2 separate regions of the Homo sapiens genome follow, and region 1 is linked to region 2. Evidence: read pairs that join two places in POLR2A ChIA-PET (ENCODE). Cell type or tissue: HepG2. All regions are shown on one strand. Links, peaks and the distances in the headings refer to the core of each region. The heading gives the core; the rest is flanking DNA. Region 1 has its middle 4.3 kb from the start of LINC00367. Region 2 has its middle 39 kb from the start of SAP18.

The links. Peaks named below come from ENCODE experiments on the same cell type or tissue, not always from the same donor. Only the 100,000 strongest peaks of a DNase experiment are listed, where the experiment ranks them.
Region 1: POLR2A ChIA-PET joins it to region 2 with 10 read pairs; 2 of 35 experiments call an interaction of 5 or more read pairs at or near these places.

What each region holds. Positions count from the first base shown.
Region 1 is chr13:20,952,273-20,955,182 of GRCh38, reverse strand. No RefSeq gene overlaps it. Among named protein-coding and RNA genes, the nearest start is that of LINC00367, 4.3 kb to the right of the region's middle. In HepG2, for the core only: no CTCF peak of the experiment used is centred there; a DNase peak (open chromatin) is centred at 1,612; H3K4me3 peaks cover 685 bases.
Region 2 is chr13:21,099,819-21,102,703 of GRCh38, reverse strand. No RefSeq gene overlaps it. Among named protein-coding and RNA genes, the nearest start is that of SAP18, 39 kb to the left of the region's middle. RefSeq lists a silencer at 491-658. In HepG2, for the core only: no CTCF peak of the experiment used is centred there; DNase peaks (open chromatin) are centred at 443 and 1,393; H3K4me3 peaks cover 798 bases.

The sequences.
Region 1 (2,910 bases), core at 97-2,596, 150 kb after region 2:
GGAGACACTGTAATGAGATCATGCCTAAGATGGAAAACTCAACATGTTGCATTACCAGCATGCAAGTTGAATACAGGTTCTTCGTTAGATGCATGTTTTGAGACTATTTTATTGAATTTGCTTAATGATATCTTTTAAAGAGCAGAAGGCTTTGATTTTGAGGAAACTCAATTTATTATTTTTCTCTTTTTTATTTTTTATTTTTTATTTTTTTTGAGACGGAGTCTTGCTCTGTTGCCAGGCTGGAGTGCAGTGGCGCGATCTCAGCTCACTGCAACCTCTGCCCCCCAGGTTCAAGCGATTCCCCTGCCTCAGCCTCCTAAGTAGCTGGGACTATAAGTGCACGCCACCAAACCCGGCTAATTTTTTGTATTTTAGTAGAGACGGGGTTTCACCATGTTAGCCAGGATGCTCTCGATCTCCTGACCTGTGATCTGCCCGCCTTGGCCTCCCAAAGTGCTGGGATTACAGGCGTGAGCCACCACACCTGGCCCATTTTTCTCTTTTACAGTGAATGTTTTTGTGTTCTTGTTAAGAAATCTTTTCCTACCCTAAGATGATGAAGAAATTCTCTTGTGTTTTCTTCTAGAAGATTTTTGGCTTTTGCTTTTATATTAGATCTAAGACTCATGTCTAACAAATGGTTGTGTTTTGTGATCTTTGTTAACTGACGTGTCTTACTTCTCATCAACTCCCCAGTGCCGAGCGCATGGTAGGCACCCATAGTTTCTGCTGAATTCTGTGTTCCTCTCCATGCTCTTCGAGCCAGGCCTGTGTGTTCCAGACATTTGTTTTCTTCTCACTCTTCCCATCACTCAGCGCCCAATGCTATGTTATACATAATAATAACCCTCAGTAAACAGGTGTCCAAAGATGGCCAGGTGTAGTGGATCATGCCTGTAATCCTAGCACTTTGGGAAGCAAAGACAGGTGGATCACTTGAGGTCAGGAGTTTGAGACCAGCCTGACCAACATGGCAAAACCCCGTCTCTACTGAAAAAAAAATACAAAAATTAGCCAGGTGTGGTGGTGGGCGCCTGTAATCCCAGCTACTCGGGAGGCTGAGGCAGGAGAATTGCTTGAACCTGGGAGGTGGAGGTTGCAGTGAGCCAAGATCGCGCCACTGCACTCCAGCCTGGGCGACAGAGCAAGGTCTCCATCTCAAAACAAAAACAAAACACACACACACAACCAAAAAACAAAGAGGCTGAGAGCAAATGCCACTACCGTGTTTCCCCCTCGCGCCTGTGGAGCCAGAACGAGGCTCTCTGGACCTGGAGGTGGGTTCCTGCAGATGAAAGGAGGGCCTCGCCCTGCACTGGCGGCACGCACCGGGAGCCATGGGACGCGGGCCGACGTCAGCCTTCTGGTCCTGTCTTCCTGGGATCTTGCATATTGCCCAGAGAAACTCATTGCTGCTGTTTGTTTGGCAGGCTCTGAATTTTAAAGGCAGTTTAGCCTGTAGGCTGAGGCCATTTCTTTTCTCCCTGGGAACCCTTTGATCTTAAATCTTATCTCATAGTCGCATGGAGTGTCTTTTCAAAGTAAACACCACCTTGCTTTGGGAAGGACACACAAAGTCAATAATTAGTTGGACACAAACTTTTTTTTCCTTAATCTACCCAAATACCAGGTAAAAAATCAACTACCATCATGTGATGCAGCCGTCAGCTTCCTGCTGAGAAAAAACAAACAAACAAACAAAAAGAACACATATCCTTTGGCTCCCGTCACAGCTCAGCAAGGACAGGAATTGGAGGGACACCGAGGCGGAGCCGGGGAGCAGACACAAGCTCTGCCACACCCCTGGTGTCCTTGGGACACTGGGAACAGGGGACTCAGGCAGGCTTGCAAACCACTATGTGTCCTTGTTTGGTGCCTCTTATTTTCACCTCCTGCAAGAAGACACGACAGGAGAAACCCCAGGAAGGAGCATGGGGTCTCCACGGTGTGGGGGTGCTGGGCCGGGGGGCACTTGCTCCGGGGCCCACAGCTGCCTCCTCCACTGCAGGCCCAGCTGCGTCCCTTCTTGGGACTGTTGCCCCAAGCTGAACTCCTTTTGCATTCCTTCAGGAAACAGCTCCAACTTGGGCAAATCAGTCCCGATAGATGACTTCCGTGGGGTTCCAGCGCCTAAGAGGTCAGGGAGCAACTCCTCGGCCCCGCGTTGGTGCCCCGCGATCCTGCTCCAAGTGCCTCACCTCGGTGGCATCTGAAGCCTGAAGGTGTGTGACCTTGGGAGTTTTTCTTAACCAGAGGCTCGGTGTTCCTAATATGAAATGAAGACAGCAGGCGAGGCTCGGTGACTGACACCTGTAATCTCAGTGCTTTGGGAGGCCAAGACAGGAGGATTGTTGCCATAGCCCAGGAGTTCGAGACCAGCCTGGGCGAGACCACCTCCCCAAGCCCCGCCTCACAACTGTCTATACTAAAAATTACAAAATTAGCTGGGCTGGTGACACACACCTGTGATCCCAGCTACCAGGGGGCTGAAGCAGGAGCATTGCTTGAGCCCAGAATTTCAAGGCTGCAGTAAGCTAAGATCGTGCCACAGCATTCTCGCCAGGTGACAGAGCAAGACCCTGTCTCTGAGAGAGAGAGAAAGAGAGAGAGAGAGAGAGAGAGAGAGAGAATACAACAGAAGCATTGTGAGAATTCAATGAACAATATAGGCCAAGTGCTTGAGACATCTTAGACGCTCCACCACAGGGAGTCAGCTTCCCTCCCTTCCATCCCCTGCCCTCTCCCACACACCTGTGCTCTCGTCCATCAAAATAATTCAGCAATCCTTCAGACTCCCATTCCTCTGCATACGTTTTGCATACGTTTCCTTCACCTCAAATACTGTTCCCTCCACTTTTTCACCTTGAAAACGTCTGCATGCGCTTAGACATGCAGCTCAAGGGCTGT
Region 2 (2,885 bases), core at 386-2,885:
CTCGTCTCTGATTATCTAATGCGAAAAGCCTTATTCTAAGACCTAAGGTTTGATCTGCTACCACCAGACTCTTAACATAGAAAACTTGACTTGTCACATACATTTTACAGTTTGGACTTTTAAGAAAACATGGATACTACTGGAACTTTCCCCAGCTGAGTTACATGGTCACTTTTTCAGTGCAAGCCACATATCAACACAGGTTTTTAGGTGGTACCTTGCTGCAGAGCATGACCTCACAGTCATGCAGATGCCAGTTCTGAGCAATGTAGACTCAGGGTCCCTGTGGAGGTGCTGAAGCCCACAGCTCCAGGTGGGGCAGCAGGGAGTGCGAGACTCAGGTCAGGATGGACACCACTCATGCGAGCATTGACCAATTTTTTTGCTTTACGATTTTATCTTTCACATGAGGGGGAGATGAGGTGTTCTTTCCCACTGGAAATTGCTGCTGTAGAAGCTGGAGGTGGAGCTGTGACTGGCTGAGCTGCTGTGTCCGGGCAGGACAGTGTGCCCTGACAGCTCACTGCTTTCCTGACACTCCGGTGTTTGGGGTGGTTGAGGAGCTAGTTTTCTCTTCCTCCCAGACCAAGTTCCTCCCTCAGGTTTGCCTTGAAACAAGTTGCGTTTTTGGGCCCCATGGCCTCTCCCTGTCAGGCTGCCACAGGCCCTGCTTCCGGAAGGTGAACAGCTCCTGTCTGCTGCCGAGAGGTTTCTCGTTGGGGTCACCAAAGTGTGCCCGGCTGCTATGAAAAACGTTGGGAAACTTGGTTTCAGTTTTTTACTCTAGGCTAGGTTGTACAGACTGATTATTTATATCATCGTTTTGAGGGACTAGTGGAGGCTTATTGTAACATATAATATTAGTGAAACCATGGAATTATATGAAAATGATACATGAGAAATAAGGAAGCTATTTTGCTGACTGTAAATTTGGGGGGGGGGATATTTTGTGATAACTTGAGAATTATACTTGTTTGAATAAATAAAAAAAAAAAGAGGCCCCCAGAGACCCTCACTTCTTTGGCCATGTGAGGACACAGTGAGGAGAGGGCTGTCTAGGAACCAAGAAGTGGACCCTCACCAGGCATGGAATCTGCCAACCAATGCCTTGCTCTTGGACTTCCCAGCCTCCAGTAATGCCAGAAATAATTTTCTTGTGTTTATTTTGTTATAACAACCAAATGGACAAACACATACTTTCCTTCATTTTCCGAAATGTTTTACAATGATTATATATTGCCATTATAATAATTTTTTCAAGACAGAATAAAGGTACTGTTTGCCTGGGCTGCGAGAACAAAGTGCCATTGTACACGAGGTAGCTTAAACAACGTTTACTTCCCCCACAGTTCTGGAGGCTGGAAGTCCAAGATCAAAGTATGGGCAGGGTTGACTCCTGCGGCTGGGAGGGGAATCCGTTCTAGGCTTCTCCCCCAGCTTCTGGTGGTTGCTGGTAACCTTCGGTGTTGCTCAGCTTGTACAAACATCACCCTGTCTCTGCCTATCTTTGTCCAGATAGCCTCTTTTTTTTTTTTTTTTTTTTTTTTTGTTGTTGTTGTTGTTTGAGTCAGAGTCTCACTCTGTTGCCCAGGCTGGAGTGCAGTGGGGTGATCTCGGCTCACCGCAACCTCCACCCCGGGGCTCAAGCAATTCTCGTGTCTCAGCCTGCCAAGTGCGCCACCATGCCTGGCTAATTTTTTTGTATTTTTAATAGAGATGGAGTTTCACCATGTTGGTCAGGCTGGTCTCGAACTCCTGACCTCAGGTGATCTGCCTGCCTCGGCCTCCCACAGTGCTGGGATTACAGGTGTGAGCCACCGTGCCCGGCCCAAATATCCCCTTCTTATAAGGACACCAGTCATATTGGATTAACCTCATTTTTTCTTGATTACCTCTGCAAAGACCCCATTTCCAAAAGAGGTCACATTCTGAACTTACTGGACGTTAGAACTCCAACCTTTCTGGGAACACAGTTGAATCTCTAACAAAGATATTTCCTTAAATTGAGAAAAAATGATAGATTTCTGACATTTAATTGTCAGAAATGTGTGGAATTTTAACCCGTGCATGAAAATAAGACATTTCCCTGGAAACATGAACAAGTTTTCTTAAGACTGATGCTTTCACTAATGTCTAAAGCTGTCTGAGAAGATTTGGGTCACAAATTCAGGACAGCATGACAGGAAAGCACATCTTTTCAGAAGACGCTTTTCCATTTGCTTTAATTCTCCACCACTGAAGCATCCCGTGCCTGCGGGATGGGCCTCGCTTTCTCTGAGAAGAGCTGAGCCAGGTCACCACCAGAAGGGCCCTCCTGTGCCGTGGGGGCATCAAGGTGTCCAGGAAGCTGGGAGTCCTCAGCAGTCAGTACTTGTCCCTGCACCGCAGCGAGGAGAGGCTTGCTCTGGAAGAGCTACTTGACCTTATTAATGCTTTCCCAGCTAGGGCTGCTGGGAAAACTTTTCTTTTTTCCCTTAGAAGATGCTTTCATTTTCAAGAAAATGTCCTTAATATTACATATATACAGACACAGGCACACATGCCGGTATCTATCTTGAAGTTATCAATACATGCATATTATCTATTTATTTATTTTTTAGAGATGGAGTCTTCCTCTGTCACCCAGGCTGGAGTGCAGTGCCACAATCACGACACACTGTGGCTTCCAACTCCGGGGCTCAAGATCCTCCCACCTCAGCCTCCCAAGTAGCTGGGACTACTGGCACGCACCACCACGCTGGGCTTATTTTTTATTTTTATTTTTTAGACACGCGGTCTTACTTTGTTGCCAGGCTGGTCTCAAACTCTTGGCCTCAAGCAGTTCTCCCACCTCAGCCTCTCAAAGAGTTGGGTTTACAGGTATGAGCCACCGCTCGGCCTTAAAT